2 separate regions of the Homo sapiens genome follow, and region 2 is linked to region 1. The links are chromatin loops, found by intact Hi-C in ENCODE. Cell type or tissue: B cell. All regions are shown on one strand. Each heading gives the region's core, and the rest is flanking DNA. Links, peaks and the distances in the headings are about the cores only.

The links. A loop is a pair of places that touch in the nucleus more often than their neighbours do. Peaks named below come from ENCODE experiments on the same cell type or tissue, not always from the same donor. Only the 100,000 strongest peaks of a DNase experiment are listed, where the experiment ranks them.
Region 2: it touches region 1 in a loop (16-fold over the local background); 3 of 110 quality-filtered maps call a loop at or near these places.

The regions. Positions count from the first base shown.
Region 1 is chr17:79,725,848-79,731,221 of GRCh38, forward strand. It overlaps ENPP7 (ectonucleotide pyrophosphatase/phosphodiesterase 7), which reads left to right and starts at 5,096. Exons shown (of 6, transcript NM_178543.5): 1 at 5,096-5,374. The coding sequence starts at 5,293. RefSeq lists enhancers at 1,975-2,935, 2,734-2,853, 2,760-3,054, 2,936-3,895. In B cell, for the core only: no CTCF peak of the experiment used is centred there; a DNase peak (open chromatin) is centred at 2,904; H3K4me3 peaks cover 577 bases.
Region 2 is chr17:79,994,983-80,000,356 of GRCh38, forward strand. All of the region lies in intron 3 of TBC1D16 (TBC1 domain family member 16), which reads right to left. Among named protein-coding and RNA genes, the nearest start is that of TBC1D16, 38 kb to the right of the region's middle. In B cell, for the core only: no CTCF peak of the experiment used is centred there; a DNase peak (open chromatin) is centred at 2,239; H3K4me3 peaks cover 1,171 bases; H3K27ac peaks cover 1,525 bases.

The DNA.
Region 1 (5,374 bases), core at 165-5,164:
CAGCTACTCTGGAGGCTGAGGCAGGAGAATGGTGTGAACCCGGGAGGCTGAGCTTGCAGTGAGCCGAGATCGCACCACTGCACTCCAGCCTGAGCGACAGAGCAAGACTCCGTCTCAAAAAAAAAAAAAAGAAAAAAAGAAATTAACCAGGTGTGGTGGTGTGCGCCTGTAGTCCCAGCTATGCGGGAGGCTGAAGTAGGAGAATCACTTCAGCCCGGGAGATAGAGGCTACAGCAAGCCGTGATCATGCCACTCCACTCCAGCCTAGGCGACAGAGCGAGACCCTGTCTCACACACACACACACACACAAAATTCAGTGCTGAAGAACCCACTTAATCAGTGGTCGAGGATAATAAAAGTCCTCACATGGGGAGTTAGAGACAAGAAATCATGACATGGAAAATCTCCCAGTTTCTCTGGCTTGATACTTTAAGATATCTTTACACGCCTATGACACTATCGAAAAGGAATAAAAAGATAAAACCCAATAAAGGTAGCACGGGGTGGGGCAGAGGGGATATTTACATTAACTCGTGGCTGCTGGTGCTATCAACTGCTTCAACCTTTCCTGTGTTAAAGAAAAAACATTTGGCCGGGAGTCATGGCTCGCACCTGTAATCCCAACACTGTGGGAGGCTGAAGTGGGAGGATCGCTTGAGTCCAGGAGTTCAAGACCAGCCTGAGCAACATAGCAAGACCCCATCTCTATTAAAAATAATAATCATATGGCCGGGTGCGGTGGCTCATGCCTGTAATCCTAGCACTTTGGAAGGCCGAGGTGGGTGGATCATGAGGTCAGGAGTTCAAGACCAGCCTGGTCAAGATGGTGAAACCCTGTCTCTACTAAAAATACAAGAGTTAGCCAGGCGTGGTGTCAGTGAGCTGAGATCATGCCACTGCACTCCAGCCTGGGCAAAAGAGTGAGACTCCGTCTCAAAAAATAATAACAATAATAATTTTTAAAATAAAGAAAAAAAGTATTCATGACTCTTGTTAAAGACAGGTAGGAAGACCTTATTCCAGGGGGGCTACCACAATGGGGTTTAGCTGTAGGAGAGCCAGATTGGGCTCAGTCTCACTCTACCAAGGACGAGTAGGACATGCAGTCCAGGAGCAAGTGTGCCGGGTGGGTGGAAAATGACTAAGAGGAGACATTGAGGAGACGGGATGCTTACTCGGCCAACTCAGCAGAAATCTTCCTGAAAGCAGGCCAGGGTAACAAGATATCGAGAGTGGAGGATGAGGAATCTGATCAAATACTGAGGGTGATCACATAGGATTTCCACTAAACTGACTCAGCAGGACTCTTGCTAAACCCGAACTAAAGAAGCCGAGGACAGAGCCCAAGGTCAGCGCCTTGAAGGCTTAGTGGAGTAGAGTTAGGTCGAGAAGAGGGTCTGTCACCTGATAGCCATCTGATCATAACAGCCAAGTAGCTTTTCCATCCTTTGTCCAATAACCTTTCTCTAAGCACTGTACCCCAAGGAAAGAAGGCAAAGGTTAAAAAAGAAAGAAAGAAAAGGAAAAAGTCAGTGGTGTCAAGATACTCACAGCTGCATTATTTTTGTTTGTTTGTTTTGTTCTGTTTTTTGAGACAGAGTCTCGCTCTGTTGCCCAGGCTAGAGTGCAGTAGTGTGATCTTGCCTCACTGCAATCTCCTCCTCCCAGGTTCGAGCAATTCCCATGCCTCAGCCTCCCAAGTAGCTGGGATTACAGGTGCGCACCACCATGCCCAGCTAATTTTTGTATTTTTAGTAGAGATGTGTTTTCAGCACGTTGGCCAGGCTGGACTACACCATTTTTTAAATAAAATGTTGTCAATAGACCCAAAGCCTGACAATAGAATCCCAAGTGAACAAAGGCTGGTAAATTGCTGCCTTTTGAAGCAGCTGAAGCTGAACACTGGGGCTCGGAAGCCAGAACGCTTGGGTTCCAGCTCAGCTCCTCCAGTCACCAAGTGATTTTAACCGCTCTCTGCCTCAGTTTCCAACCTGTAAACTGAGGATTGTACTAAGTCCTACCTCAAGAACTACCTCCAAGCTTCAGTGAGATCGTGGCTATTGCCCAGTGCCCACGGACTGAAGGAAATGTCCTGTAGCCACGAGCTACAATCAACCACCGCACACCCTTTCCATCCAAGTGCTCTATGAGATCGCAGAGAAAATGGAAACATACGTGGGGTGACCCAAGGAGCTCCCCAGCAAAGCGGGATTGAGGTACAGAGCCAAAAACCAAAGGAAGAGTTACCCAAGCATGGCTGGGATGTCCTGAGAGGAGCAGGAGCAGACCTTTCATGCCATCTCCAGACCAGGCCCAGGCAGGTAAGAGGGTGAACAGGACCAGGAATTCGCACAACCCCAGGGGCCGACAGGAGAACCTGCAGAACCACGGACCCCAGACCTGCGAGCCACCAAGATCTGCGCCGGCCTCAAGCACACCCCAAATGCACTCCAGCCGAGGCCTGGCCAGGCCCCTGGACCACTGCCTCGGCTCCTCACTCAGGCCCTGCCTCCCTGGCGGCCCTCTCGAGCCCCACCCCACAGCCAGCTCCTGCTTAAACCTAGCAATGCCCCCCAGGCCTGGAATTCTATTATCAGCTTGAACTAGGTCCCGCTGAGAGTGACAGGAAACCCAAATAATGGAAATTGCAACGAGGCAGAGTGTGTTGAATTCTCCCCGGGAGGATGCAGCCTGGAGCTGAGCTACACAGGACGCTGGGGACCAGGCCCCTTCTGTGCACCCCGGCCATCCCCGGGGAGCCCCTCATCAGGCGGCTTAGGGTGGCTTGCCAGCCAGAGGCATCAGATGGAGGAAAAAATCAAAAAAGAAGAGAAGCAAAGCTAGCTTCCGGCAAGAGGCTGGGACTGCTACAAGACATTCTCCTTTTGCCCCATTGGTCAAAATGTGGTCACGTGGCCCTGCTTTGCTGCAAGGAATGCTGGGAAATGTAGTCTTTCTTCTAGCAGCCATCTTATCATGGAAAGAGGGGAGAACAGATATTAGGGGACAACTAACCAGCTCTGCCACAGCGGAAAATCCAGATTCCGCCACGGCCTACAGGCTCCTCCTGGTCGACCCTCTCGGGAGCCCCGGTGCCTCCCTTCCTCCATGCCTGGTCCCTCTGCCTGAAGCCTTCCCGCCCTCTCTCCTGGCTCCATGCATCCTGTGGGCCTCCCACAACGCTGGTGCCAGCAAAGCCCGATCTCCTCTCCCGAGGCCGCCTGCATTCCCCCTGTGCGTGCATCGTAACCTGTGTCCCTGACTCACAGGGATCCTTACCCTCCCCAAGGTCTGTGCTCCCCAGGGAGGAGCCAAACCTCTGGGTGCCCTGAGCCCCAGCCCTGCAGAGCAGGCACCCCACGCGGTGGTTGCAGGCACCGGGCAGTCGCTCCATCCTGGTTTTCAGCTTTTGGTGCACAGAAGCATGAAGAAGAGGGGTCACTGGCACGGAGTCCTCCTTGAGAGTGTGTTCCAGTCGGCCAGGCAGGGGCAGCCGGGGATCCGTACCAGTGGTCCCTGCCCACCTGGGTTAGGAAAGGCTGGCTGGCCTGGGGAGGCTGTGGACGGCGTCTGCGGTGTCATCTGAGTGCCACGGCCATCGCTTCGAGACGGCGTCTGCTTGCTGCAGCCAGCCAAAGGTCTTAAGGAAGGCCGGGGCCACTGTCGGCAGGTGTGTGGCTCCAGATTGAAATTGTGACAATACCTCCAACCATGCCCTTCCGTCTTCCCACCGCGCAATCCAGTGCACCACCTCCCACCATGCAATCCAGCGCACCACCTCCCAGCAAAACCTCCAGGATCCGCCTCAAACCCAGCCCCATCCCACAGCCACCACCCTGGTCCGGGCCACCAATAGCTCTTGCTCAGACACAGGCAGTCACCTCTCCAGGGAGCACCCAGTGTCCATTCTGCCCTCGTTCTGGTCTATCCTTCACCCACAAATGGAGAGTATATTTTAGCATTAGATCAGTTCATGTCACTCTCTTGCTTAAAACCCCCGCCTGGCTTCCACTGCCTGGCATGAGAATCACCGCCACCTGCCCTACGGGACTGGCCCTGCCACCCCTGCCACCTGCCCCATGCCCGCTCCCCTAGCTCATGGTCCCCCAGAGTCACTGGCCTCCACCATCCTCTCAGCGAAACCCCACCAGCCACCACTGCGTGCCGCCCACCCACCCCGCCAGCCTCTCCATCACGTCTTCCTGCCTTCCCTTCTTTTGGGAAACTCTTTTTTTCTTGTTTGTTCATTTTATCTTCTGTGTCCCCAACTCGAATGGAGGCCACGAGGAACATTGTCTGTCTCATTCACTTCTGTGTCCCCAGAACCTAGAACCATGCCTGGCACACAGAACGTGCTTAATAGGAACTGAGACAGAGACATACAGGGAAGGAAAGAGGGAGAGAGACAGAGAAAGAGAGAGAAAATAAGAGAAGGGGAAGGAGAGATGGGGGAGAGGGAGGGAGAACCGCACACTGAATCCAGGGGTTCCTCTCCCACCCTTCATGTGCCTATGGTAACAAGGGAGTCCCCCTCTTCTGACCCCTTGTTGTCATCAAGCAAGAACGTCCGAGCCCCAGGCACCCTCTGAAATTCCCAAGAAGGAAGCATCCCAAGAAGGAAGCATCCCAAGAAGGAAGGCCCACAGGACGCTGGTCTGGAGCCATCCGGTTCCCGGTCTGCTCACCACGCTCAAGGAGCCCCTTAACAGGACCAGGAGGAGAACAGGCACCCAGCCTGGGGTTCCCCCCGGACAAGGCCATGCTGTGACCCAGGCTTGGTCCTGGCCCTGACCATGGGAAGCCCACCCCACAGGCCCTCACCCAGGCAGGCCTGAGGCCCATGCACCACTAAAGGCCTGGAGAGGGGGTCCCACCCCAGCCTCACCTGGGTCCCCTGGGGTCAGGGTGAGCTGGGACAGAGGGACCACCTGTTGCTATGGGAGAGGGAGAGGGCACGACTTTCCCAGTGGAATGGGCTCCTGCTGTGCTCTGAGCCCTGGGTCACTGTCCCCACTCTGGGGAGGGAGGGGAGGAGCCTGGAGCACCAAGGGCGCGGCTGGCAATAAAGGCAGATGCTCAAGTTGATGCCACCCCACGCACGTGAGGCTGGGACCAGGGGTGGCACTGACACGGCTGGGGAGCCCACTCCCGAGGTTCGACCCGGGGATGTGCACAGCCACATTCCAAAGGCGCACGGGATGAGATCAGCCCGGGTGACCCTGGGACTTTGTCCTCCTCGGCAGGAGCCAGCCCTGTGCACCCTGTGTGCCTGTCCATCTGGAAGGCCCAGCATGAGAGGCCCGGCCGTCCTCCTCACTGTGGCTCTGGCCACGCTCCTGGCTCCCGGGGCCGGAGCACCGGTACAAAGTCAGG
Region 2 (5,374 bases), core at 78-5,077, 270 kb after region 1:
CTTTTTGTTTTTTGACTTGTAAAAATGTAGCTATGGCCGGGCACCGTGGCTCATAGCCTGTAATCCCAGCACATTGGGAGGCCAAGGCAGGCGGATCACCTGAGGTCAGGAGTTCAAGACCAGCCTGGCCAACATGGTGAAACCCCATCTCTACTAAAAATACAAAAATTAGCTGAGTGTGGTGAGGCACTCCTGTAATTCCAGCTACTCCGGAGGCTGAGGTAGGAGAATTGCTTGAACCCAGGAGGCGGAGGTTGCAGTGAGCTGAGATCGCACCACGGCACTCCAGTTTGGGTGACAAACTGAGACTCCGTTTCAAAAAAAAAAAATTGTACCTATAAGACCCACACAAATATGCCCAACTGATATTGGACAAAAGAGCAAAGCGTCTCAATGAAGGAAGAGCAGCCTCTTCAACAAACGACGCGGGAGTCATTGCACATCCATAGGCAATAAATAAATAAATAAACCTCGACCCCGTAAAACTTTTAGGAAAATAACAGGAGAAAACCTTCAGGATCGGCCGGGCGCGGTGGCTCACGCCTGTAATCCCAGCACTTTGGGAGGCTGAGGTGGGCAGATCACGAGGTCAGGAGATCAAGATCATCCTGGCTAACACAGTGAAACCCCGTCTCTACTAAAAATACAAAAAATTAGCCGGGCGTGGTGGTGGGCGCCTGTAGTCCCAGCTACTCGGGAGGCTGAGGCAGGAGAATGGCGTGAATCTGGGAGGCGGAGTTTGCAGTGAGCCGAGATCGCGCCCCTGCACTCCAACCTGGGCGACAGAGCGAAACTCTGTCTCAAAAACAAAAAAAAAGAAAAAAACTTTCAGGATCTAGGACTAGGTCAGGAGTTCTTGAGCTTGACATGAAAAGTATGATTCATAAAAGGCACAACTCATAACCTGGACTTCATCAACATTAAAGTCTTTTGCTTTGTGCAAGATCCTGTTAAGAGGATGAAAAAAAGAACTACAGACTGGGAGAAATATTTGCAATCCTCATATCTAGCAAAGGACTAGTTTCTAGAGTGTATAATCAACTCTCAAAACTCAGTAGTCAACAAACAAAAAATGGATTAGACGATGTCTCTTTGTCTCTTTGGGTATCTGTCTTCATTGCAGTGAATCGTTTGTATACATTGTTTTATTACAGTCACAAAAGAAATCATGTATTAACAGGAATAAAAAAGCAGGTTGTTACCTGTCACTAGAACAATATTATCGCTTCTGGTTGCCACAATAAATCATATTATGACTTTTTCCAAAATCCTCCAACCAAAGGTTGTCCCCATAAGCCTTTCGATATATATTATTAAGATATAAGAAGATGCTTAAGAGACAAAGAGATCTTCCGCCAAAGAATCAGATACCTGGATGGCAAATAAACACACAAAACGATATTCGACATCACGAGCCATTAGGGAAATGCTGATTAAAACCACAATGAGATGTCACTACACACCCATCAGGATGCTTAAAAAAAATAATAGTGACAACCTCAAATACTGATGAGGATGTGGAGAAACAAGGCACTCGTAAATTTCTGGTGGGAGTGTAAAACGGCCCAGCCACTCTATGCAACAGTTTAGCAATTGCTTTAAAAACTAAGCACATAGGCCGGGAACGGTGGCTCACGCTTGCAATCCCAGCACTTTGGGAGGCCGAGGCGGGAGGATTGCTTGAGCCCAGGAGTTCGAGACCAGCCTGAGCAACATGGCAAAAACCCTGTCTCTATTTTTACTAGATAAAAAACGTATTTTAAAAAACTAATCACACAATCAATCCACATATGACTCGGCAAGTGCATTTGTGGGAATTTATCCTAGAGAAACGAAAACTTAGGTTCCAACAAAACCCCACACATGAATGTTCCTAGTAGCTTTATTCACAGTCGCCCCTGAATGGGAAGCCATGGTTCATGTCCATCAGTCCGTGAGCGCGTGGACCGTGGGGTGCTGCTACTCAGCAGTAGAAAGGAACAAGTTCTTGACACACAGGACAGCTTGGATAGAGCTTCACAGGATGATGCTGAACCAAAAAAAGTCCATCTCAAAGCTGACATCATGCAGGGTTCCAGTTACGTAAAATTCTTACAGAGGAGTGGTTGCCCTGTGCCAGGGCAGCGTGGAGGAACCCTGCGGTGGGGGAGTGGTTCTGCGTCTAGCTAGTGGTAGTAGTTGCCGGAAGCTACATGTATCCCAGTGGCACAGGATTCTAAACACACAAGCACAGATGGGTGCCTGTAATACCCGTGAGACCTGTGGACTGTACCAACCTCAATTTCCTGGTTTGGAGAGTGTACTATGCTTCTATGCAGGATGTCACCATGGGGGGAAGTGGGTGAAGGGTGTATAGGGCCTCCCGGTACTTTTTTTTTTTTTGCAACTTCCTGTAGTTACTTCGAAATAAAAACTTTTAAACGTGGCTAATGGAAAATTTTAAATCACAGAGGTGGCTCACGTTACATTTCTATTGGGCACTGTTAGCCTAAACCGGGGGATCCACAAACCATGGCCCGAGGGCCAAATTGAGGCTGCCCTCTGCCTCTGTACAGCCCATGAACGAAGACTTTTTTAAATGAATAGACTTTCTTTTTTAGAGCGATTTTAGGTTCACAGAAAAACTGAGCAGAGTACAGCGAGTTTCCCCTCAATGTACACACTTTCCCATACCATTAATGTCTTGCATTTGCGTGGTACATTTGCTGTAACTGATGAGCCAATATTGATACATTATCAGTAATAACTGACGTTCAGGGCTTCTACTAGGTTCACTCTTGGTGTTGTACAGTCTATGGGGTTTCAGAGACACAGTGGCAGGCGTCCATCATTGCAGCCTCACACAGAATAGTGTCACTGCAGCCGGGCGCGGTGGCTCACGCCTGTAATCCCAGCACTGTGGGAGGCCAAGGAGGGTGCATCACCTGAGGTCAGGAGTTCAAGATCAGCCTGGCCAACGTGGTGAAACCCCGTCTCTACTGAAAATACAAAAATTAGCTGGGTGTGGTGGCGGGAGCCTGGAATCCCAGCTACTCAAGAGGCTGAGGCAGGAAAATCGCTTGAACCCAGGAGGTGGAGGTTGCAGTGAGCTAAGATTGTGCCATTGCACTTCAGCTTGGGCACAAAGAGCAAAACTCTGTCTCAAAAAAAAAAAAAAAAAAAAAAGACAAGAAAAGAAAAGGAAAAAGAATAGTGTCGCTGCCTTTGGAATCCAGTATCTGCCCATTTATCTTTTTCTCCTCTTGAGCCCCCAGCAGGTGTTGATCTGTTTACTGTCTTCACAATTTTGCCTTTTCCAGAATGTCCTAGAGCTGGAATCATGCAGCTTGCAGCCTTTTCAGACTGGTGTTTTTTGTTTTTTTTGAGATAGGGTCTCACTCTGTGACCCAGGTTGGAGGGCAGTGGTGCAATCTAAGCTCACTGCAACCTCCGCATTCTGGGCTCAAGCAATCCTCCTGCCTCAGCCCCCCAAGTAGCTGGGACTACATGTGTGAGCCACCATGCCCGGCTAATTTTTGTATTATTATTATAATTTTTTTTTTTTTTTTTTGTAGAGACAAGGTTTCACCATGTTGCCCAGGCTGGTCTCCTGAGCTCAAGTGATCACCCACCTCGGCCTCCCAAAGCGCTGGGATTACAGGTGTGAGCCACCGCACCCGGCCCAGATTGGCTTCTTCCACGTAGCAATGTACATTTCAGCATCCTCCACATCTGCTCAAGGCTTGACAGCTCATTTCCTTTTATCCATAAACAATATTCCCTTGCAGGGAAGCGCCACCGTTCGCACATCCACCCACCACCACAGGGTATCCTGACTGCTTCCACCGCGCCCGTATGAATGAAGTGGTTACAAACACCTGCGTGCAGGTTTCATGTGAAGGATGGTTTTGAACATTTTTAAATGTTGAAAAAAATCCAGAGGAGAATATTTCACAACACATGAAAATTATATGAAATTCCACTTTCAGTATCCTTAATAAAACGTGAATGGGGCTGGGCGCGGTGGCTCACGCCTGTAACCCCAGCACTCTGGGAGGCCGAGGCGGGGGGATTACCTGAGGTCAGGAATTTGAGACCAGCCCGGCCAACACGGCGAAACCCCATCTCTAGTAAAAATACAAAAATTAGCCGTGTGTGGTGGTGGGCACCTGTAGTCCCAGCTACTCGGGAGGCTGAGGCAGGAGAATTGCTTTAACTCAGGAGGTGGAGGTTGCAGTGAGCCAAGATCACACCACTGCACTCCAGCCTGGGCGAGAGAGTGAGACACTGTCTCAAAAAAAAAAAAAATTAATGGAACACAGCCATGCCAATTAACATACATTGTGTGGTGGCTTCCATGCTACAAGGGCAGAATTGAAAAGCTGCAGCCAAAACCATCTGGCCCCCAAAGCAGAAAATACTTGCTGTCTGGCCCACCTGCCAACCCCTGGAATAGACAATTACAATTCCCAACTTTGAAAGTCCAGGAAGAAAACCAACCAAAATGATAACGGCAACACCAGAGGGATCAAAGATCACAAATATTTCCCTTCTGCCTTTCCCCCAAATTTCTTTTTTTTTTTTTTTTTTTTTTTTTTTGAGATGGAGTCTCACTCTGTTGCCCAGGCTGGAGTGCAGTGGCGTGATCTCGGCTCACTGCAACCTCCGCTTCCTGGGTTCAAGTGATTCTCCTGCCTCAGCCTCCCGAGTAGCTGGAATTACAGGCATCCACCACCACGCCTGGCTAATTTTAGTACTTTTTAGTAGAGACGGGGTTTCACTATGTTGGCCAGGCTGGTCTCGAACTCCTGACCTCAGGTGATCCGCCCGCCTTGGGCTCTCAAAGTGCTGGGATTACAGACCTGAGCCACCAGGCCTGGCCACCCTCGAATTTCTAAAATGAACACAATCTCTTTTGTCTCTTTGGAAGCCCATTTCTATAGTGTCTTTGCCGGGGCCCCAGCAACCTGTCTGGGACTCCTGACCAGACTCACTCGCTCAGCTCTAGGGGTCGACGAGGCTGGGCCATGAGGAGCAACTGACATGACAGAAACAAGGAGTTTCTCAGGGCCCTGATTGTGTTTGGTTTTTTGCTTTTTGTTTTTAACCAGAGTCACTGCTCAGCCATCACTTGTGCTGAAGGCTTGAGCTCTGCGTCACCCTTTCCTAAAACGGGGTGATGACCACACTGATGTCGGGAGCTGTTTCTGGGATTCAGGTTGGCACCCATAGAGCATATGCCGCGGTGAACAGTGCTCCCCCAAGATTCATGTCCACACAGAAGCTCCCAATGTGACCTTATTCAGAAATAGGGTCTCAGCAGATGTCACCAAGCTAAGATGAGGTCACCCTAGATTTGAGTAGGCCCTATCTAATGACTGGCATCCGTATGAGA